3 separate regions of the Mus musculus genome follow, and regions 1 and 3 are each linked to region 2. A link is a loop called in an ENCODE intact Hi-C map of the cell type or tissue named here. Cell type or tissue: heart. All regions are shown on one strand. Region 1 overlaps Cyfip1 (cytoplasmic FMR1 interacting protein 1). Region 2 holds the start of Nipa2 (non imprinted in Prader-Willi/Angelman syndrome 2 homolog (human)). Region 3 holds the start of Tubgcp5 (tubulin, gamma complex associated protein 5).

Evidence for each region. Hi-C counts contacts between places; a loop is a spot of excess contacts. Peaks named below come from ENCODE experiments on the same cell type or tissue, not always from the same donor. Only the 100,000 strongest peaks of a DNase experiment are listed, where the experiment ranks them.
Region 1: it touches region 2 in a loop (12-fold over the local background); 2 of 42 quality-filtered maps call a loop at or near these places.
Region 3: a loop joins it to region 2, with 2.6 times the contacts of the local background. A loop is called at or near these places in 5 of 42 quality-filtered maps.

What each region holds. Positions count from the first base shown.
Region 1 is chr7:55,845,989-55,853,988 of GRCm38, forward strand. The region is part of intron 1 of Cyfip1 (cytoplasmic FMR1 interacting protein 1); the gene reads left to right. Among named protein-coding and RNA genes, the nearest start is that of Cyfip1, 7.9 kb to the left of the region's middle. In heart, no CTCF peak of the experiment used is centred here; a DNase peak (open chromatin) is centred at 7,043; H3K27ac peaks cover 575 bases.
Region 2 is chr7:55,957,523-55,965,522 of GRCm38, forward strand. Nipa2 (non imprinted in Prader-Willi/Angelman syndrome 2 homolog (human)) reads right to left here and starts at 4,971. Exons shown (of 7, transcript NM_001256130.1): 1 at 4,678-4,971; 2 at 3,930-4,050. It overlaps A230056P14Rik (RIKEN cDNA A230056P14 gene), which reads left to right and starts at 5,009. Exons shown (of 6, transcript NR_015495.2): 1 at 5,009-5,150. In heart, a CTCF peak has its summit at 4,887; a DNase peak (open chromatin) is centred at 5,019; H3K4me3 peaks cover 1,919 bases; H3K27ac peaks cover 1,704 bases.
Region 3 is chr7:55,790,844-55,798,843 of GRCm38, forward strand. Tubgcp5 (tubulin, gamma complex associated protein 5) reads left to right here and starts at 3,282. Exons shown (of 23, transcript NM_146190.3): 1 at 3,282-3,497; 2 at 5,055-5,108; 3 at 5,196-5,304; 4 at 7,989-8,000. The coding sequence starts at 3,352. In heart, no CTCF peak of the experiment used is centred here; a DNase peak (open chromatin) is centred at 3,298; H3K4me3 peaks cover 2,035 bases; H3K27ac peaks cover 1,465 bases.

The DNA.
Region 1 (8,000 bases), 110 kb before region 2:
TCAGCGCCTGATATTGTGCTTTAACATTTATCAACACTCCAGTTGATCTTGTGTCAGTATCCTTGAGTACATGCTCAAGGACATCACTCTGAAGGTGACTCACCGTTGTATTGGTGTGAAGAGACGCTTGGGCAAAGGCAACTCTTATAAAGGAAAACATTGAATTGAGGGCTTGCTTACAAGTGTCAGAGATTTTAGTTCATTCTCATGGCAGGAGTATTGTGGTAGGCATGGCACTGGAGCAGTAGCTGAGAGCTACATCCTGATCCAGAGAGATGGAGAGGGGGAGGGAGAGAGAGGAGAGAGGCCTGGCATAGGCTTTTGAAATCTCAAAAGCCCCTGTGACACATTTCCTCCAGCAATGTGGCACTTCCTAATCCTTCAAATACAGCACTTCTCAGCCTGTACATTGAGGTTCCTTTGGGGACTGAACGAGCCTTTCACAAAGGTTGCCTAAGACCATTGGAAATATTTCCATTGTGATTCTTTTTTTTTTTTGGTTTTTTGAGACAGGGTTTCTCTGTATAGCCCTGGCTATCCTGGAACTCACTCTGTAGACCAGGCTGGCCTCGAACTCAGAAATCCGCCTGCCTCTGCCTCCAAGTGCTGGGACTAAAGGCTTGCGACACCACGCCCAGTTCTCCATTGTGATTCTTAACAGTAGCAAAAATTACAGCTGGGGGTCAGCCCAGCATGAGGAACTTTATTAAAGGGTGGCAGCATTAGGAAGGTTGAGAACCACTGTTCTAATCCTTCTCAAGTACTGCCACTGTCAGACGAGGGAGCTCAAATAGATGAGCCTCTGGGGACCATTCCAGTTCAAACCACCAGGGAAGGGAAATTGTGCTCACGTTCTTAAGACATCCCATGTTTCGTGCATCTTTGTAAGCCAGTGCTCCCTTTCTGGCAAAGGTGCAGATTGTGAATAGTCTCCGTTCTGTGGGCCTTGTTTATGTGCTGTAGCATTAGAGCCTCGTGGAAAATGAGTGGGTGTGGCTGTCTGCCAGGGAAATTCTTTATGTAAAAAGACAACGTCCTGTAGTTTGCTGACTTCTCAGTTCACGTATTATTTGCCCAGTCCTTGAAATAGATGCAGCTGTTATTTACCACACTTGGTGGGTGGGTGAAGCATGGACAGATGAAATAGTCCAAGATTAGATGGAAAGCCAGGTGTTGAGTTCAATCATTAGGTCCTTAAATTTGCCAGTTTAAAAAAATTAGAAGAAAAGGTACAAAATACTGTCCTCTAAATGTTGGACCCTCAGTCATCTGTTGAATCAGTATTACAGCAGGGTACCTTCCTGGCTTTAGCTAACCTCTCAGTCCCCATCACCCTCAGTGTCTGTCTCAAACAAGGTTTTTGATCTGTTTCACTTAGTAGCAACTGCTAGGGATAAATTAGGGTTCCATTCTTCTAGAATATATACAGGTTATAAAAAAAGAGTTATTAGATTGGTTTACGATTTAGGAGCCAGATAGTTCAGTAATAATTGTTTGCATGCTATTTTCTTTTATAATGTTTTACATCGTGCAACTTTGTTGAGAATTCTTTTAATAACTGCTTTACACAAGCAAGGATTTTTCTCCTTGTCACCTGTAGCTGCATGTGTTGACTGGGTTGTAAGGTACCTGTATGCTTGAAACTGTTATGTCACAGTGCTGGATTGTGATTGACTTTCATAGTGCCTTCTCATTCCTACCCTGCCAAGGCCCTGGCTAGTCTGGTATCATTATGCAGTCCAGGATGGTCTCAGACACACAGTCATCTTCTTGCCTTCTGAATGATGGGGTGCCCAGCAAGTGCCACAATGTCTGGCTATGTTTCTTTTAGTAATAATTTTTTTTATTTTCAAGTTCCTTTTTCTGTATCAGGCTAGTCATTGCCATTATTTTTGGGTTTTGCTTTTCATTTTGTATCTTTGCATTCTTCTGACAGGGTCTTACTATGTAATCTTGGCTGGCCTGGCACTTACTATGTAGACCAGTCTGGCTTTGAACTCATGGAGATCCACTTGCTTCTTTTCTTCTGCCTCCTGAGTCCGAGATTAAAGGCTTTTTGCACCATGCTTGTTTGGTGTATCTTTTTCCATTCTTTTGTTTCACTTCCTTAGTGTCTTTAAAATGTGTTTCTCATGGCTCCTTTGAATTTTTTAAAACCATTTTGAATATCTCTGCCTTTCAATTTGAATACCTTGTCTATTTACATGTAATGAAAATTAGGTATTATTATGATTTTTTTAAGCTATTTTACTATTTGTTCTGTTTATCTGGAGAACTGATGGCTACCAGTAGCCTTTGTAACACAGGTTACAAAGTATCTAATGGAAGGCTTCCAGAATACTTTAAACACAACATTTGTATCTGTAATATTTTTAAAAGATTTTCATTAACAGCTTCTGAGCAGATGGTCCCAAAGAAACCATGTTGTCCTTCAGCTTCTGGGAAGGTGGCAGGGAGCAGGGGGTGGGTGAGCCCTGCAGAAACTAATAGTTCTTCCTCGTTGCTCCCCAGCCAATGTTAATATGCTTGCTTCTTCAAGCCTGGCAGTGACGGCAGAAATGGTGGACATTGAACTTCGGCTCCCAAAGGTTTTAGTTATGAATGAAACAGATGGACAATGATAGCTATAATGACCCTGAATCCACAATGCCTGTGGTTTGTATTCACACCACATCCATTCTCCTGGCCAAACTTGTCAAGTTCTTTACTTTGTATTCCCCAAGCTCATGCAGGGATTTTGTTCCACAGAGAAGAAAAACTGATAGTCAGAAAGCAGTGGTTTCCACTCCTGAATGTGGTTGCTTGTAACCTTGTCCTGGCTAACACAGCTGGCAAGAATATCGGATTTCTTCTTCAAGCCACTCAATGAAAGAAGACTTTTGTTTGAAGAATTGTCAGTGGGAACACAAGTTAAGGCACAGGTCCACACTGAATCCCCTTAATATTTGGGGACTCTTGACTCAGGTAAAACCAGTTCTTTGCCAAAATATCGAGACTGGCCAGCATGAAGCAGATGTTGTAATTTATTAAAAGATTTATTATTATTATTATTATTATTATTATTATTATTATTATTAAGTACACTGTAGCTGTCTTCAGACCCACCTAAAGAGGATACCAGATCTCATTATGGATGGTTGTGAGCCACCATGTGGTTGCTGGGATTTGAACTCAGGACCTTTGGAAGAGCAGTCAAACCACTTAACCACTGAGCCATCTCTTCAGCCCAAAAGAAAATTTTTACATGGATGTTTAGTGCAAGAGTTAAGAGAGACATGCTTAGTTGCCTTTACAATAGCCACACGACATACAGAGAGTTAGGATATCTGTACTGTAAACAAAATTAATAGTCTTTTTTTTTTTTTTTTTTTTTTTTTTTGGTGTGATTCCCAGGCAATATCCAGGACAGGAGTGAGGCTTTACTGTGCTGGTTGGTTTGTCAACTTGACTAACCTGGAGGGAGCCACCTGAGAAATGGAGTTACAGTGAGAGAGTGTCTGGATCAAGCAGCAGGCAGGTCTATAGAGGATGACATCAACTGCCAATTGATGCTGGAAGACCTAGCCTATTATGAGTGGCACCATTCCCTATGCAGGAAAGACGTAGACAGAGAAATCTGACGGAGAGCAAGTGAGCAAGGGTCCATGCGTTTATTCTGTCTCTGTGCTTGACTGTCCATGTGAAGCTTTCCGTTCTTCACTTGATCCCCCTGAAGCAATGGACTGTAAGCTGGAATTGTAAGCCAGATAAGCATTTTCTTCCCTGAGTTGTTTTTTGCCATTGTGTTTGTCCTAGCAAGATGAATGGATTTAGAACCTCTGTTGAAGGTCATACACATTAAGCCCGGTTAGCTGCTATTCTAACATAAAGGAAGCCTTGTCTCTATTTCCATAACCTTCACAGCAAATGTGCATTGGGCTGGAATTCTTGAATTTCAGCTGGTGACTCTGGAGTGAGGGTCTCTGTTCTTATGCACCCGTATGTAATTCAACCTGCCTTTCTGTCCTGCCTCAGAATCACATACCCGGAGCCTTGGCGCTGCAGCAGCACTAAGCTGCACCCCAGCCTAGAGCTCTTCTATTCTAAAGCATGTTCTTTTGTTTACCACCCACAAACCATGCAGCAGCCTCTACAGAAGCAGGGAGCCGAAAGCCACTTCTCCTCTTGGCTCCCCGGGGTCAGCTGCCTTCAGAGATCTTTGACTGTGCTTGAATCTCAGAGGCTGTCGGAATTCAGCTTTGTTTCCGTCCCACGCACCAGACTCAGAAGGATTTTGTACAGACCCATTTGCCTGTTATTGTTTGCTCTGATTGCAGGAGTCGGGGCCGGGGGTGGTAATCAGCGTTATAACTAGAGTTCTCCAGAAAAACAGAATAAATGGGGTATACACGTGGGCCGGGGGAGGCAGACAGAAACACTGAGATCCACTTTAGGGAGTTGCTTCACACAGCTGTGGAGACTGGCAGGGCCAGATTCTGCAAAGCAGTCTAAGCTGGAACTGCACAGAATACTTAAATGCTGCGTGCAACCTGAAACCAAAGACCACACAGAAGCAAAATGCCCTCTTTCTTGAGGGCTGTCAGCATTCTTTTTTTCTTAAGACCTTTAGCTCATTGGATGAGATCCATCTAAGTTGGGGTAGTCTGCTTTGCTTAAAGTTGACTGACTTTAATATTTATCTCATTTAAAGATTATCATCATAGCTATGTCTAGACTAGAATTTGACTTTGACCATAAACTTCCTAGATAGTTGTCACAGGGGTGAGTCTTGGTATTTTAATAACATGTTTTAGAGAACTGCCGTCTCCAACAGAGATCAGGTCAGTGTTCCTTTTGTGGGGATACACTTAAGTTGCTTGTCTTCTGGAATCTAGCTGAGAAGAAACTGTACCTCTTATACATACAAGCTATGAGAAGCTGTGAACCCCCACTTCCCTGCCCCACTTTTTTTGCTGTACACATCTTCCCTAGTCATCCCCTCTTCCTCTTCTGTAGCTCATGTGTCCTGTCGTTGCTCTCAGCAACCCGGTCACTTCTTTTCTACTGTCTCCTGGGCCCATTTCTAGTTCTCTCGGTTCTCCTCACACTTATTCTTCCCCCCACACAAACACTCCCCCCATTCTAGCACCCCCAAGACACGGTTTCTCTATGCAGCCTTGGCATTCCTGGAACTTGCTTTGTAAACTAGGCTGGCCTCAAACTCAATGATGTACCTGCCTCTTCCTCCCAAGTGCTGGCGTTAAAGATGTGCTTGTGCCACCATAGCCTGGGCACACGTATAGCCTTTAGAAGCTAGGATATCCGTACGTGAGAGATCATGTGGTATTTGTGTTTCTGAGCCTGGGTTACCTAACTTAATCTAAGGATTTTCAGTTGTTCATAGTAACCGTGGTTGTCTGCCCAAAGCCTGCCCAAGGGTAAGCCAGCCAATCAGCCTATACTCGTACCTGAGGAGTTGTGGATGGTTAGTGGATTCTGGGGGAAAGTCATTTGCTGTAAGGTATGTTGATCACGTTCCAGTGGATGACCCCACCCCCAAGAGCATGTGGGGAGCTGAGGCTCAAGACTGTGTGTTATTTAAAAAACAAACAAACAAAACAAGAAAGCTAGAGGCAGGGCAAGGAGGTGAGGGTGAAACCTAGTGGGTGGGTTGGAAGTGAATGTAATAAAAACCCCTTATATGAAATTCTCAAGGAACAAGAAAGGAATTTGCAGCTCCACTTTGCTGCAGATTTTGCAATTTTATTTTTTAATGGCTGAATAAGATTCCAATGTGTATATGTGGCCTGTTTTTGTTATCTTTTACTCTGAGAATGGGTGATATCTGGGCTAATTCTTTTCCCTGGGTGTTTTGAAAAGAGGTGCAGTAAGGATGGATGTGCAAGTGTCTCTTGTAGTAAACAGAATAGGGTAGTGCCTCTAACGGTTGGGTATTGCCATCAGCTGTAAACACGGGTTGTTTCACTACATCCTCAATGGCACTTGTCCTTTTTCAGGTTTCATGAGTTTTTAATTATGGGATGTACACCTGACTATAGGTGCCTAGAGAGGCCAGAAGAAGGTATTGGATCCCCTGGAGCTGCAACTGGTGGTGGTTGTCAGTTGCCCGACATGGGTGTTTGAGAATCGAACTTGGCTCTTTTGAAGGAGCAGTGTGTGTGTTTATCCACTGAGTCATCTCTGGAACTCCTCATCTTTTTTAACTTGATGGTAATCTTTCTGACTGGGGTGAGATGGAATTTCAAAGTAGCTTTAATAAGCATTTTTTTTGATGGCTGAAGATACTTAATTGTTTTAAAAGTATTTATCAATCATTTATACTTCCTTGGAGAACTGTCATTGTTTTATTTGTCCATTTAACAGGTAGAAGTTTTGTGTGTGTTTTAATTTTTACAGTTGTGCTCGTTAGTTTCTGTTACCTTGACTATCAGGCTTGAACATATCGGCGGAGAGGGAGTCTCTGTTGAGGAATTGTCTCTGTGGTATTGGCCTGTGGGCTTGTCTATGGGACGTTTTCTTGAGCATTGACTAATGAGGAGGGCCCTGTCCACTGAGGGGCCATCCATGGGCATTCAAAAAACCAGGCTGAGTAAGTCACAGGGAACAAATCAGTAAGTGGAATTCCCCCACAGTCTCTGCATTAGTTCCTGTCTCCAAATTCCTGACTTTGCTAGTGATTGACTGGTACCTGGAACTTAGATAAACCCTTTCCTCCTAGGTTTATTTAGTCATGGTGTCTATCACAGCATTAGAAAGCATACTAGGACAACACATATATTCTAGAATATATAAATACACACACACACACACACACATCTCATCATCAATTTATTGAACTTAGATCCAAATTTTACTTTTAAATTAATTCTCTGGAATTACTCATTGCCTTAACACTGTCTGACATGAGAGGGTTTTTTGGCTTCTGAGAGTGACATCAATAGTTTGCTGAGTTGTAGACTATTAGAAACCACTTCCTCCCCAGACCCAGGCTGGCACTCTTTGGTAAATTTAGAAATGAAAGAGGAAATTCCAGAGTGGAAGGCTGACACATTTGGCATGGTAAAAGCATTAGACCTCGCAATACCTCCTCAGTTCACTCTCCAGCCCCCCAAGAAAACAGAAGTTACGTTTCCGAAAAAGCAAGCAAAATGGAAAAGCAAGTAGCTTGACCTGGAAACAAGTTTGCTACAGTTCTGCCAAAGTTGTCATGTCAGAAGTGTAGTGAGTGACTTCATGAATGGGAGAAGAAGAGGATTCAGAGCAAAGCAGCAGCCAGCCCACACCAGCAAGCCATTGAAAAGGGATGGGGCTGCAGGTCACAAACTGGCTACTGTATAGGAATGTGCCCAGTCATAGAGGCAGTAAGAGAAATGCAGATTAAAGAACAGTTATTACAGGCAGTAATAAAAATAAGCAGGGTTCTAGTTGCTTTTTTGACAGTGTTATTAATTCCTTGGATAAATACTCAGTAGTGGAATTGTTGGATCTTGTGGTAGACATATTTTTAATTTTTTGAGGAACTGTGTACTGTTCCATAGTGACTGGACCAGCTCAGTGTCATCTAAGGATTCTCATGTCTCTACATCCTCACCAGCATTTTTTTTTTAAAGATTTATTTATTTATTACATGTAAGTACACTGTAGCTGTCTTCAGACACACCAGAAGAGGGAGTCAGATCTTGTTACGGATGGTTGTGAGCCACCATGTGGTTGCTGGGATTTGAACTCTGGACCTTCAGAAGAGCAGTCAGGTGCTCTTACCCACTGAGCCATCTCTCCAGCCCAGCATTTTTCTTTTTAATAATGGTCATTCCCTTGGGAAGTGGGGATCCCTCATTGTGGTTTTGCTTCATATCTGCTTGGTGATTAGTGATGCTCTTCATATAACTCCTTTTGAGAAACACCCATTTGTCTTTTGTCTAAATGTCCTTTGACCATCTCAGAATGGAATGAGTTGCTTTTCTGTTGTTAAATTGCCTGAGTCCCTTAGAGTCTTTTTT
Region 2 (8,000 bases):
CTCTGCATGGCGTGTGTAGTGTTCTCTTTCTTTGGTTTGAGTACAGGAAACTAAGAAACTGTGGTCTACCTTACTTACAGGCCAGGTTCATGAAGTGAGAACTGACTGGCCCCCCTCTCTGCCCCCAATCAATAAGGTAAAGGGGTGCTTAAAATAATGCACTTAAATTCAAATAAGGGCATTCATTTTCATAGTTTAGTGGCCGACTTAGAACTGAAGACAAGTCTGCACTCCTCCCCAACTGGTATATTTCCAGAAGTAAACATAGTAAAAAAGCAACCTTAATTCTAGAAAGCCGTTCATTTTATTCTAAGGTCAATGAAAGTTAATTGCTCCTACTTTTATTTTGCCTTATGTAAGAATTTCCTTCACAATTTAACATTTCATGACACTGTTTAAAACTTCCTTTCTCTTTCCTTTTCCTTTTTACCTACATACTACCCAAACATGTAAAGCAGAAGGGCTTTGGGGGCAAGTTGCCTCAATCACGTACACGTGACTTTAGAAATTATCAGTCACTGTTCTGTCTTTCAAGACAAACTTGAAATAGTGATTTTATGTCTGTACACATGTGCGCTGCTGGGGCCGCTGAAGGTCAGTCCCCTGAAACTGAGTTACACATGGCTGTCAGTGCCAGTCATCTCCAAGAGCAACAAGTGCTCTTAACACTGAGCCAAGTCTTCAGCTCCCTGAAGAAAAACTCATCTTCAAACTCACTAAGTTCCTTAAAGACAATTACTTTGGCTATCTGTGTTGGTTTTCCACAAAAGCACTCATTTGTGGTAGCAAATTTTATATGAACAGCTTTCTAGAATTAAGGTTGCTTTTTCAGTCTGTTTACTTCTGGAATTATACCAGTTGGGGAGGAGTGCAGACTTAATCTTCAAATTCTAAGGTAGCCACGAGCCACTAAACTCGGAAAAATAATTACCTCATTTGGACTTACAGTTTACTAATAGGACATATGTGTGAATGTCCTGAAAGAAATGAGTTGCTTTGATAGTCTCTGATCCTGTTCCTACTCTCTGTAACTGAAGGTCAAACAAAGCTGAGCACATGCCACATGGATATTTTTTATAAGACAGGGTCAAGCTTAAAAGACAGCTGAAAGAGAAAACAGAAGGCATGAAAGATAGCTCAGCAAATATGAGGACCCAAGTTCAAAACCCTGCACCAAAGTTTTAAAAAGCTGGGTATGGGGCTGGAGAGATGGCTCAGTGGTTAAGAGCACCGACTGCTCTTCCGAAGGTCCTGAGTTCAAATCCCAGCAACCACATGGTGGCTCACAACCATCCGTAATGAGATCTGACGTCCTCTTCTGGTGCATCTGAAGACAGCTACAGTGTACTTAGATATAATAATAAATCTTTAAAAAAAAAAGCTGGGTATGGCCTCATCAGTACCTATAATGGCAGCACTGGGAACAGGAGAGAGAAAGCAGAGAAATGGACTTCTCAGACTTGTTACCAGCACAGCTACCGGCTCAGTGAGAGACCCTGTATCAAGGTAGTGACTAACAAAGCAGGACATTTAACTCTTTAAGTGGAAGAAGCTAGGAATGAGAAAAACGGGCGGGTAGAGACATTAAATAACTTGTAATAACAAGCAGGAAGCAGAACCAGACTCAAGAGGTGAGGTGCCATCCTTTATTCTACCCTTTTCTCAAAGGATGCCGCCTAGTCACAGCAGGTAACTTGCAGCTAACATTGGGGGTCCCAATGTAGTTACCAATAACTAAGACCTTTCCTTTGTTCCACACCTAACTTTTTTTTTGTTTGTTTGTTTGTTTGTTTTTCGAGACAGGGTTTCTCTGTGTAGCCCTGGCTGTCCTGGCACTCACTTTGTAGACCAGGCTGGCCTCAAACTCAGAAATCCGCCTGCCTCTGCCTCCCAAGTGCTGGGATTAAAGGCGTGCACCACTACGCCCAGCTCACACCTAACTTTTAAATCTTAGTTCCTAATACTGTATTTCACACACCTTGTGTTCTTTCCATGGCTACCACTTTAATCTACTCCTAATTGTCTATTTACCGGCTTCATTGCAAAGGGCCCAACCAAAAAGCACTCCTGTAAGCAATTCCTAGTTGAATTCCAGGAGCCAAAGTAACTACCATGTTTCCTGAATTCCCTAGACTTTAGCCTATTCCATTCTGAATTTCCTAACCTGTATTAAGGTTACTTATATAGATCATAACCTCCTTCGCTGTGGCTCTCAGTGAAAAACTGGGCTTGCCTATAAATCACATTTACTTAAACTAACAAAGGTGTTCTGAGTACATAATGTATGAACAAGGGGATAGAGCCATGAAGAAAAACACAGACCAAAACTCTGGTCTTCATGAAAGTTACCTCCCAGACAGAAGCAAGGTAAAACAAGAAATAAAAGGGCACTGCAATGTGGTAAATGCCATGGTGAAAAATAATGCACACTAAGGCGCTAAGGGAGGAGGCCTTGATGAGGTAACACTGCGCAGACTTGAAAGGGATGGAAAAAGAACAAAGTGGCACTATAAACGCAGGCTCTACTTAAGAGCAGGTATGCTGTTTTCTGGGAAAGGAAAGATTACTATGGTTGAGTCTAAGTGAGCAAAGTTATGTGAGATACCACAGTAGAGTAACATTCCAACATTACATGTTAGACCACACAGGAGCCCTATAAGCAAGACACAAAGCCAAAAAATATGAACACACCTGCAATCCATTTATTCTTACTTAAAGTCCTCACAGAACTTTATACAAGTGTTAATTTCAAATTTATCTATACAAAATCAATACAACTAGCTATATACAAAATGTTATAGCTGGGAATGTTTTAATCTGAGATATGTGCTTAGTTCTACAATAAAGAAGTATGTAGAACTTTAGTTTGTCAAGTAGGGAGTTTTAAAGTCTCTAATACAATTTTTACTAACTATAACCTTCATGTTATACATTAAATCTCACAACTTACTCTATATACCTGTTACTTTGCATCCTTTGATGCAAGTCTCTCTTCAACCCACCATCACATGTCATGTCGCTCTACAGAGTTCTTGTGTCTACCACAACAAATGCCCTCAAATAAGTCAGATTTAGGTAAAGCTTTTTATATTTTCTATAGAAAAAAATTGGGTACTATTTAATCATATGTGACTCATTTTATATCTTCACAGAGCTTCAAAGTCAGTAGAACTGCTTTCCTTACATCAAAGGGCTACCACTTCAAACAATATCAGAGGATAGTGTTATTTCTCCTTGACAGCCACAGAAAACACATCTCAGAATGTTAGGCACTCATGAGAGGATCACTCAGAAAAGAGATTGGCTCTACTAATCCTGACTGCCATATCATCTTAAAATGTTAGAACTGAAGGGTCTCCTTATGGAGTCCAGGCTGGCCTTGATCTTGAAATCATCCTGTCCCAGCCTCCGGAGTGCTGGAATTACAAGCTTGTATCACCATACCTGGCTGTAAAAGTTCAGCTCTTAAGTCTACTTCTACATAATGTTTACTACTATCTAAAGCTTATAGCAGTCTCAGCTTCAGGTTTAGCTCATTTTTCTTGTGTGTGCACACCTAGTAGTGGTATTTCCCGTATCTGTGAAAAACTAAAGAAAACAACATTATCAGTCATTCTCCACCTTATTTTTCCTGATGGGGCCTCTCAATCAACCTAAAGTTTACTGACTCAACAAGACAAGCTAGACAAGAGGTGGGCAGGAACCTCCGGGCAGTGGTGGCGCATGCCATTAATCCCAGCACTAGGGAGGCAGAGGAGGCCAGCCTGGTCTACAGAGTGAGTTCCAGGACAGCCAGGACTACACAGAGAAACCCTGTCTCTATAAAAATCAAAACAAAAAACAACCAAACAACCAAACAAAAAAATACTACAGAACCTAATCTCCGATCTAACTTAGCAATACTGTTAGAAATTAAAATTTTAACTTACATGTAAGTTTAATATGGTCTTTCTTTTAAAAAACAGAGATGATTTATTCATTCTCATTTTCTTGGAAACGCTATCCTTTATTCCCATTTAAAGTATTTAACCACGGCAGAGTAGTTCCACCCTGGAAAGAAGAAAATATGGAAGTAGGTGAAAGGACAGAAAATTACTAAATACTTAGATATATAGTTACTGGCCTTCCTGTTCTTTCACTTAGTAAGTACTGTAAGAGCTTCTACATACAGCTTACTGGAATGAAAAACGTCAAATCTCAGACTTCCTCTTTTAACTTTAAAAATAATTAATATGGTATCAAACGGGCACATGATATAGAATCTAAAGAAACTGCACTCAAGACCACTCCTAAACTAAATGCCTTGCCATTATCGTAGAGAAATCAAAGAAGCAGGAACCCCAAACCCTGCATTTTGTGTAAACCCTATTAAGTGCCAGGGAACTGAGTCAAGCAAGCTCAAAACGTTACAGCAAGCCGAAACCATCTTCTGAAAACTCACGAAGGCAAATAAAACTGATATGCAGAACTTAACGAGTACGCGACCGGACAGGGCCAACCAGCCAGACTTCTGCCGGATTGAATGGCAATCAATCCGACTCACTGCGGATCACCAGGGAAGCTGCGTCCACCCCAGAACACGCGAAAAAGCAAGTCGCCCCGGGGCCCTTCTCCGACCTCAGGCGGCCGACACAGCCCGCAGCTCCGCCCTGGAGCTCGCTTACAGGAAGTAGCTACCTTAGGGCCGTCGCAGGCCGGCGGGCGACTCGGCTCCCTCCGGGACGCGACCCCGGTGCCCGCTCAGACCCCCACGCAGGCAGCTCGCTCCTGCGCGCACACAGCCACCGTCTCCGGCGACGTCCCGCGGGAAGTTCGTGCATCCGAGACTGCAGTGAGCGCCGCCTCCTCCATGGGAGAGCCGAGAGGAGCCTACCTCGGACAGCCTTCGGCCGCACCGCGGCCAGCACCAGAAGAGCCGCCGAGAACCTGCCGGGAAACCTGGGCGCAGACTAGTGACGTAAACCGCGCGCGCTGGGCAGGCACAGCTCAGGCCCCGCCTCCGCAAGGCTCTTCGCCCCGCCCTGACAGCGAGCCGGAGGAGCCGTACCTTCTAAGGTCATCTTTGCTCACCTACTCATCAAAAATCCAGCCCTGTTATTTAAAATCCGATTTCCTGGGAGTCTTCACGTGGGACCTTTGGGATGGAGGAGGTGGGTTTGACCGCAAAGGGCGGAAGTGGGCGGGACAAGGAGGCAGGTTTCCAGGGAAGAGACAGTAAAGCTTGTGGAGGAGGACCTTGTGATTTGGACAAGAGATCTTTTCCACGAGATGCACAGGAAACAAAGTAATAGCTTTTTCTCGGCTGCTTTTGCTTTGAAAAGACCATTGAAGGCTGCTGAAAATCCTTGTTTACAGGATATGTTACTCCAAGAACATTTGTTTGGGTGTGTTTGGGAGGGAGATCCTTGTAAAATGAATTATACATTTATTGAAACATTAAAAACAGCACTGTAGTTTTCCTATCTCCTATGCTAATGCTTTGGACGTGATGGTCTAAAACATTGAGGGAGTGGCTAAGTAGCTAATTTAAAAGCTACTCTGCTGTGAACTTGACAACCAGATACCCAAGTGTCTTAGAACTGGCTCTTGAGGACTTATTTTGCTCAATTTTTAGGGTAGGCTAATTTCTAGATGACATGCAAGTGGGACTTTGATGATCAGGTAAATACAGAATGACTCCAATTTTTCCACCTTTCCATGTGTCCACAAATTTTACAGTACCTGCATCTCCACTCTCCCTGAATCTGCATTGGCTGGGGGAATGGTATTGAGCAAAGAAAAATGCAATGAAACTTGATAAGAAGCCCGGACTGGTGGGCAGGAGGGAATAATGGAGAACAAATGTAGTACAATGTAGACCAGGAACAAAGCCACCATACTGACTTCCTTCCTGGCTAACTCAGAATTGCTGGCAAGGGTCAGGTTGGTTCACATCAGCAAAACTGCCCCACTGACCCATCGGCCTAAAAGAAAGAATAAGTGATTGCCACCTCATTTTGGTTTAAATTGATAGGCAGCAATAACTTAACTGATAAAGATGGCAACAGACATCTCCAAAGACCTGTTGATTATCATAAAGGCACTGGTTGGTTCATTTGAACAGGTGTGTGCCGTATGTGGGATCAGCATTGTAATTTAACCGTGGTAGAGAATTATCTTGTGGCACCTCCCTCTCCCTTCCCTTCCTCCTTCTCACTCCCTCCTCCCCATTGTCCTAAACATCCAAGGTACAGATCCTTCTCATCCATCTGCTTTCATCATTACAATCCTTTAGCTACTGTCACACTCATTATCTGGTCCTCCAAGCCAGTACTCACATCACACAGTGGAGTGAGTGTGGTGTGTGTGTGTGTGTATGTGTGTGTGTGTGTGTGAGTGCCTATTTAGTATGCTGCGGGCTCCTTAAATGCGCAAATCATTTTTCTAAGTCATAATGTTCCATATCTAATATTGTGTGACTGTTCAAGCAGTGATCATGGGTACCTTTAAAGTTTTAAAATCTAATTTTTGTAGGCCCTTAGGAGACAGAAACAGCAGGATTGCCACAAATTGAAGACTAGCCTGAGCTACATACACATTTTCAGGGAAGCTTGGTTACAGCGTGAGACATTGTTTCCAAAGGAAAACAAAACAAAAGAAAAGTTAAATAATATTGTAATTCTCATATGTTCCTGATGGAATTTAAACTAGCACAACCTTGGGAAATGGACTGACAGCTTCTACAAAAGTTGAATATAGTTAAACATGGTAGCAGATACCTTTAATTCCAGCACTTAGAAGGCAGAGTTCAACCCAGTCTGGTCTACACAGGAAGTTCCAGGACAGATAGGGCTATATAGACAGATGGTGTCTCAAAAAAAAAAAAAAAGCTAAACATACTACAACCATATGACCCAACTGTTTAAGTTATCTATCAAAAAGAAATGAAAACATTCATATAAGCATGAGAGAAATTGTAAATAAATATTCTATAGCTACAGCGGTTATATTTGCAATGACAACAAGCACACCTGTACACATCGCAAATAGCCTAATGTGAGTGGGAAACTAGCCAGTAATAAAACGAAGTGAACTACTGATAGATGCTATAAAATGACTGAGTCTCTGAGAAGTGAAAGCCAGCCTCTCCTTGTACATAAAATATCTGGCTAAGAGAATTAAAAGGAAATGGGAGCTGGAGAGAGGGCTCAGCTGGTAAGAACACTGGCTGCTCTTCCATAAGACCAGGGTTCGATTCCCAGCACCCACATGGCAGCTCACCAGTGTAACTCTAGTTCCAGAGGATCTGGCACCCTTGCACAGACAAACATGCAGGCAAACACATCAATGCACATAAATAATAATAAATCTTGGAAAAGAAAATCTAGGGACTAGGAAGTAGCACATAGTGACAAAAAGTGATGGTGTGGGCACGGAGGGGCAAGAAAAGCAGGTTTCAAGGACCCAAAGGAAACTGGCATAACGACTGTTTTCAGTTTTGTTCCTGATGTGACTTTCATCACATACACTGCATGATATGCTTGTGGTGGTTTGAATATGCTTGGCCTATTATTAGGAGGTGTGGCCTTGTTGGAGTAGGTGTCACTGTGGTGGTGGTATTTGAGGTCAGATATGCAAGCTCCACCCAGTGCACAGAGAGTACCCTTCTCAGTGCCTTTGAATCAAGATGTACTCTTAGCTCCTTCTCTAGCACCATGTCTGCCCCAATTAAATGCTGTCTTTTATAAGAGCTGCCTTATTCATGGTGCGTCTTCACAGCAATGGAATCCTAACCAAGAAAACACACTAGATGATTACAACCTCTTATGTGCCAATTATACCTCAATAAAGCAATTAAATCCTGTTTGTCACTTCTACAAAACCAGTCAAGATGCATAGTAGTTTTTTGTTTGCTTTTGTTTTCTGAGACCAATTCTCACTAGGTAGCTATACCTATCCTAGAACTCACCAGGCTTTGAACTCACAGAGATCTACTCACCTCTGCCTCCCCAACTCTGGGA
Region 3 (8,000 bases), 170 kb before region 2:
GTTAGGGAGATTGTGAAGGGCTCACTTTCTCAGGGGATGGTCTCTGACATAATCTTGTAAAGTTTTGTGTCTCCTAAGACATGTAACAAGTTTCTTTTTTTTTTTTTTTTTTTTTTGGTTTTTTGAGACAAGAGTTTTTCTGTGTAGCCTTGGCTGTCCTGGAATTCACTTTGTAGACCAGGTTGGCCTCGAACTCAGAAATCCGCCTGCCTCTGCCTCCCGAGTGCTGGGATTAAAAGCGTGTGCCACCACACCTGGCTACGTAACAAGTTTCAAACCAAACTCCCTACCATGTTGATTTCAGTCAACTGCTATAGAAAACCAAAGCCTACTACTCAGTCAAGAGATAGTCTTATGGGCCTTCTTCTTAATGCCCCAAAGCTGTGTATAAGGATATGACAAGAGAATGGGGACAGGAGAATGGGGACAACAGCACCCAAATTAGCATACAAAGCAAGCCTGTTTTCAGGGAAACTGGACGCTTCTTCATCTGAGCTTTACACAACACCGGGAGAGAGCTCAAGCCAGTTGGCAGATTAAACATAGGCACACTTGTGGTGTGTCTTTCCACAATGTCAGAGTTTATTGAATAGCAATAAATTCACAAGGCTTTCTGGCTTTAATGACAGCAATTTGCCATAAAATCTTGGTAGCCTATGTTAGCATTCTGTCTAAGCTCAACCCCACAGAGATACCTGGCAACAGGAGCCAGGTATGCTCCTCCCCACAGTTACCCTGCAATAGCCAGGTAGGCCTGACCCACTATAAAAGAGGCTGAATGACACCCCCCCTTCTTGCTCTTCCCTTCTTGCTCCCACTCTGTCCCTTCCCCCATCTCTCCCCATTCCCTTCTCCGTCTCTCTTCACGTGCTCATGGCCAGCCTCTACTCCTCTACTCCTCTTCTTCTCTATTCCTCTCTCTCTCTCTGCCTTTCTCTGACTCTACTACCCTCTTAACTCCCCTCCCCATGCCCTGAATAAACTCTATTCTATGGGCCTGCTGAGACACCCTCTTCTTCCATACCTCACCACAGCTCCATAGAACATATCCCCTCCTCTCTTTATCTTTTTATAAACACATCCGCCTAGATGAATACAAGTTCCAACCTTAATTACCAATATCAAGTCTCATATCACACAGCACACAATAAATATATCCAAATCTGTCCTTGTCTCTATCTCTGTCTATCTGTCTGTCTGTCTGTCTCCCTGTGTGTGTGTGTGTGTGTGTGTGTGTGTGTGTGTGTGTGTGTGTAGGCTACAGAATGAATGAGTACAAGAGGTTTCAGAAGTGGATGGAGAAAAGATCTGTATAAACAAGTCAGACCAGTGCCAGGAGAAAGCTAGTGGTAGAAACTGCTGGTGAAGCTGCTCGAGTCAGGCTTGAGTGTGAAGCTGCGAAATCTGGATTCAGGATGAAGACAGCAAGCCTGGTCTGTAGCAGAAAATAAGTCAGGATCAGAGCACTGCAGATTAGCTCCAGATCAGCAGGAGAACAACTGGGCATTTGAGGCAGTGGGGAGGCTACATCAACAGTGGGGGACTTAGCCAAGTCCTTGATGCACACACCATATAATAGGTTTGTGTGCAGCCATAACATCACAGTGGTGGGTGTCTATCACTTATGGCATCCACATGAGGGAGACACAGCATTTTCTCCATCTGGTATGTTTGATAAGTCCTTGTGCCTGGTTTGCCAGATTTAATACGTCAGTCTGCCTTCACAGTTCCAAGTCTCCCCCATTCAACTTACAGTGTGGCTCCCTCTCTAGTCCCAGGGACAAGCTAACTGTCTTTGCTTTACGCGGGTGCCTATCTGCTGCTTTCTCTGGATCTACTCAGCTGCAGAATGGAGTCAAAGGCCTCTTGTAAAACAGTCTCCTGGGGCAGTGCACAGCTTAGGGGATAACAACTGTTTTATTCAATATGGAGTAACTTAGCCTGGCCTCAACAAAGACCTTCCTCGTGAGGGATTCGTCTAAGAAAAAGTCAGGCAAGTACCAATTGGGGTGGCAGGTGCTACCTAATGCGGACGATTTATAAAGGCTCAAAGGCTCCAGCTGCTGCTCTGACGACTTTGCCCACGTCTGCTCTCAAGAGTGCTTTCCCCTTTTTATATTTTGAAAATGACGTTTTAAAATTTATTTTTGTATGGGGTGGAGGTACGCACACATGGGAATTATAAGACTACTTATGGGACATGGTTCTCTCCTATCATGTGAGTCCACACGATGGGATGCAAGCAGCCAGGCCTGACAGCCAGCAACTTTATTAAGTAAGCCAGCTTTTTTTGTTTTGTTTTGGGTTTGTTGTTGCTGTTGTTGTTTTGGTTGTTTTGTTCTGATTTTTTTTTTTTTTTTTCGAGACAGGGTTTCTCTGTATAGCCCTGGCTGTCCTGGAACTCACTCTGTAGGCTGGCCTTGAACTCAGAGCCACTTTCCCTTTCTTGAGAACTTGTTCGAGGGTTCTAACAAGAAAGCACAACTGCCTGTACTGTAACAAGGACAAGTCCTCCATAGGGAAGGTCGGCCTAACCCAAAGCTGTGGGTGCACAAAGAACAGTAACAGAAAAGCATCCCCGGCCATCAAGTGGGTGACAGACAGCTGGCCCTCACATACATCTCCACCTTACTAATAAACCAGCAGTTTCAGCATGTGGGCAGTGACCCGCAGTAGGGATCACACATCAGATAGTTACATTACAATTCGTAAACTAGCAAAAGTATAACTATGAAGTAGCAACGAAATAATTTAATGGTTATGGGTCATCCCAGCGAGAGGAACTATATTAAAGGGTCACAGCATTTGGAAGGTTCAGAGCCATTGTAATACATAAATGGGCACTATCGCTGCTTTAACCATATGTTCCTGGTCTAATCAGAAGCATGTGTTTAGTTGGGGAGCTCTGAGAGCCCAGTTTAGGTCGTCTGGAGGAGAAAGTGAAGGCCGGAGCATGAACAAATAAGTCACGATGTTCAAAAATGTCGGAAACTATACCCTGGAACCAAAAAACTGGTTGGCTCAAAATGCATCAGAATTTAAATCGTTAATCAGGAGTATCCAGAGTCCCTTATTAACAATGATTAATAATAAATAATGGTTAGCTGTCTGAAGACTCTCGGATTTCCCGGTGTGCAAGCAGAAAGAGCACATCTCTTCCCCACCCACGGACGCACCGCATCCAGCAACCAGCATCCACTCCCATCAGCACCTTTCCCAGGCACAGCTCCGGGGCTGCCGGAACTCTCGCGGAAACATCCTCCACATCTCGAAACCCCGGTGCCGGGACGGGCGGAACTCTCGCGAGAACAGTCGCCACTTAGCAGAGATCCTGATAGGTACGCCGCGGCAATGGCCCGGCCTAAGTCGTCCGGGAGCCGGATGGACAGACAGCTGGAGCATGATGTGTGCGAGCTCGTCCGGCAGGTTACGGGGCTGCAGGACGAGGCGGACCCCAACTTCCAGCTGGCCCTGGACTTCGTCTGGTCCAACTTCAGGTGTGGGATCGCGGCTACGAGCTGAAGTCGCGCGGGCGGGCGGGTCCGGGTCGGGAGTGCGGCCTCCGGCACCCCTGCGTCTGCTGCAGCTGCTGTGCCTTGGTTTCCCCTTAGGTGCCCTTGCGAGAAACCCGCAGTTGCAGCGGCACATTCCTAGAGAGCTGTTGACTCTGCTCACCCGCACGCAGTACGGTGCACATCAAAAGTCATTTGATGGCTGGGAAAGTGAATTTTTAGCGCCAAATTCTGATCACATCCTGTTAGGTTTTTTGGGGGTTTTTTGTTTTGTTTTGTTTTTTGTTTGTCTCACCAACCCCCCTCTTCTCTTGCTCGGACCACTTACAAGTTTCCCCGCTTCTGTGTCCTCCCTTTGCATTGCATAAAACAAATTCAAGTTCTACTATTGAGCAACACATAGCATGTCTAGTAGAAGTCACCCTAAACAGTGAACAGTTTGTCAGACTGTGATCCTGATTCTAAGCGCAGGACGTGAGTGTCTGCCTAGTTCGTGAGACTACAGACCTCTCAGGTTGATGGGAAGCAAGCCAACGATCCAAAACCACAAGTGCAATTTCTAGTTATAACCTATAGAAAGAACAAGGATTCAAAGAAGTCAGGTAACTCGAAAAGCAGATGTACCACAAGTATTTTTTCTAGTGGCAGATAGGAGGGAGGGGATAGTCATTTTAGAGTTGGGAAGAGACATAGATGCTGCATAGTATAACAGAAGTACTAAAAGCATACCTATAACACTCTGTCACCAGTGTCACCCGTAGAAAACATGTGGCAGTCACCTTGTGTTACAGTTGCTTTATTTCCACATGTTGTTCGTTGTTACATTAATGACAGCCTTTGGTCCCACTGCTAAATTTTAGGTTTTGTTGTTGATGATGTTATGTGTATGATTTGACTCTGTGTACACGTGTGCATGTGTGTGCCTGGTGCCCAAGGCAGCTGATCCCCTGGAACTGGGATTATAAACAGCCTGTGGGTGCTGTGAATAGAACCTGGGGACCCTGAGCAATGGCGTGGGCTCTTAACCCCCGAGGCATCTCTCCAGACCCTTTCAAAGCTTTCTAAATATTTGATAATTGTACATGAATATGTTTGCTTTTCTTTGTATTTCATTTTGTACATTTAGCAGAATTATTCAGAGGACAAATGTTAAGATTTCACTGGGCTTCTCTCTTACATTAAAAAGACAAAGAAAATCCAGTCACAATGATGTATGCCTATAATTACATCAGAATTTTGCACTAAAAAGTATACCCACTTGGGTGGCTCAGGCAGGAGGATTGCTGTGAGTTGAAGGCTATCCTTAGCTTCCTAGTGAGCTCAGAGCCACATAGCAAGATCTAGCAAAAACCCTAGGAAAATATGTTATACTGAACATAACTGTGGGACATATAAAAAGACAAAGGAGCCAGAGGACAGGTTGTCAGGGGTGTCAGACATATGCAGGGACATGGAGAGCTGTGACTCAAGTATACTTAGCTACCTGACAGTAAATACTGCCATGTGACACTGACATTAAAAACTGTATTTTATCTTTACCAGATTTCATCGTTTCTTGGATGTCAACAGTCACAAAGTAGAAAAAACAATAGAAGGGTATGTTGATTCTCTGTCTATATGTATTCATTGATGCGTTCTCAAAAGCTATTTAGGTACTAATTGATTTTTTTTTTAACATTTTAGAATTTATGAAAAATTCACCATTCATTCTGATCTCAACAAAGCTGCTAGTTGGAAGAGATTAACTAAGGAGTTCCTAAATGCATCTCTTCCCAGCACAGAGAAAATAAAGGTAAGCCTTCAGCCGTGAGCTCTCCAGTTGTAGTCACTCTTGTTGCTGTTGCTGCTCTTTGTCGTTCCGAGACAGGGTTCTGTGACGCTCTGACTGTCCTGGAACCCACCTTGTAGACCAGGCTGGCCTCAAACTCAGAGATCCCACCTGCCTCTGCTTCCAGAATGTTGTGGTTATAGGCGTGGGCCACCACTGCTCACTGCCGGGCTTTTGCAGTCACTCTGTGCAGTATAATTATCATCACTGTGTTATCTCTTCATGAACGCTCTATTTAGTAGTATCCCCTGACTGGAGCAGGGCCTCAGAGAGAATGGGGTAGCTGTGGCCTCAGGTTTGGTAGGACATAAGCAGTGTGCTCTTGTTTGCTGTCTCACTTGGAATTTACTACGGTTACAGAAATCAGCACTATTTGGCTACCTTGAATTTCTCAGATAGCAGCCGTATCCCAAATGTGCTTTTATATTATGTCAGGGGCTCCAAGGCCACCCTTAGGTACAGTGATTTGCTACAAGAATTCTTAGCACTAGTGTCTTCTTAGTCTAGCATCATCATTTCTATCGTTTATTACCATTAACTCATCTAGATTCCAGTCAGGAAAGAGATGACTAGAGCAGAAAGCAGAAACGAAGCGCATGCATGATAGGCTATGCCTTTAGGGTTCTGTAAGTGTCATCAAGGAGGTTCTCTCACTCAACACCAAAGCTGCCTAATGATGTACTTCTCAAAAGGCTAAGTGATGCCTGGTGAAAATTAAATGGAGATTACTTCATTTGTTGTGTGCTCTGAGGGTTTGTATTATGTGCACATGTGCTCTACTTTGTTGGTGGTGGTGTTTATTGGGTCCTTTGAGAATTTCATACAGTGAGTTTTGGCCATATTCACTGCTACTCCAACTCCTCGTCATCCCTCCATACACACCCAATTTGTGTCCTTTCTTATTCTAATGCATAAAATTTTCATTTGTGCTGCCTCTGTAGTCATGAGTATGTGGCCTTGTACACCTGCCCTGTTGTGGACAGAGAACAGTTTCTGTCTCCAAAACTACAAATCTTCCACATGATGAGCTGTACCACTCTCGGGCACACAGCCAAAGGACTCGATATTCTGCCATTGAGGTTCCTGCTCATCCTAGTCTTTGTTACTCTCACAATAGCCAGGAAGTGAAAACAGCCTACTATCCTACAGCTGATGAATGGATAATGCAAATGTAGTGTATTTATATAGTGGAATATTATTCAGCCCTCAAGAAGAATGACATTAGAAAATTCACGAGCAAATAGAGCTAGAGATCATCAAGACCCAGCAGAAAAAAGATCGCATGCTTTCTCTCATTTGTGAATGTTAGCATTGAATCTTGTACCTGTTGTCTTAGTGTAAGGAAACAGAGAACCGGAGGGTTGCAAGTTCAAGGCCATCTACATACCAAGGCATACCATCAACATACCTAAAACAAAGCATTTCCTGGCTACATTGACTGAAGTTCCAGATTTCCTAAAGAAAAGCCCATAATTCTTCAAAAATACCAATTTTTTTTTAAAAAAAAAAATAGGACAGTATGATTCTAGATGTGAGCTTTCCCTATTATTAACCAGTTAAAAATCCTAAGAACTGTTAACTAGCAGTTGGCTGGCAAGCCGTCCATGAAAACAAGCCTTCTTGGAGAATGTTCAAAGCTTCGGCTACTTGGATCTCCATTAACTTTTTCTGCATAGCTAACATTACAGTTTAGACATCAGTGCTATGAACAAGGAAAGACTCAGAAATTTGGGTCATAGAAAGGCTAACATGCAAAAATAGTACTTTTCATTAGATAGATTTGATTGGTTTATGAGAGTCATAACAAAGATCTGTTGAAACTTGAAATGTCTTGGCAGTGTGGTTTCTAGTGAAAGAAAATCAAAAGACTTTTAGGTTTATTTAAAAAAAAAAATACTGACCCCCTCCATAAGATAAATGCAAACTTAACACCAACAGGGCTGGAGAAATAACTCAACAGTTAGGAGCAACTACTGCTTATCCAGAGGACCTGGTTCAGTTCCAGCACCACGCACAAATGCCTGCCTGTAAGTCCAGTTCCAAGGGAGCAGCACTCTTCTGGTCTAAGAGAGTGCTGCATGCATTTGCTGCATATACACACATGGAAGCAAAGTACCCATACACATAAAATAACAAGTAAATCTTTACAACAAAGGCCAAGAGCATCTTTGACTTCTCTGAGTGCAGCAAACAGGTACACTTGTACTCCGTGCAATTATAGATGTGCAGTATTTGTGCTGAATGTAAATGTGATTCTTATAGAGGTTATAGTCAAATAGGCAAACTGTTAGATATGTTTAATCTTCAGGATGCATATTGCCACTGGAAAATAACATCACTTAGCCATAATGTCATGTTCTAGAGAATTATATTACAGTTCCTATAGAAATAAAATCTTTAACCCAGTCAAATGTCTTACACTTGTTAGAACTAGGGAACCAAACCTCATGTGACTTAGACTCCTTTTATGTAAACGTTTGAGTTATGGAAGAAGTTTAGAGAATACAATTTACCTTATGATAACTCATGTTTCCTAAAATGAGCAGGTGTGTAAACAAGTGTTGTGTAGCTCTTTCATTACTCAGTCTGGCTTCAGAAGCACTTACCAACCTCCGGCTGATTCGCCTGTCTCTCTTTTTATTTTAAAGACAGATGCACAT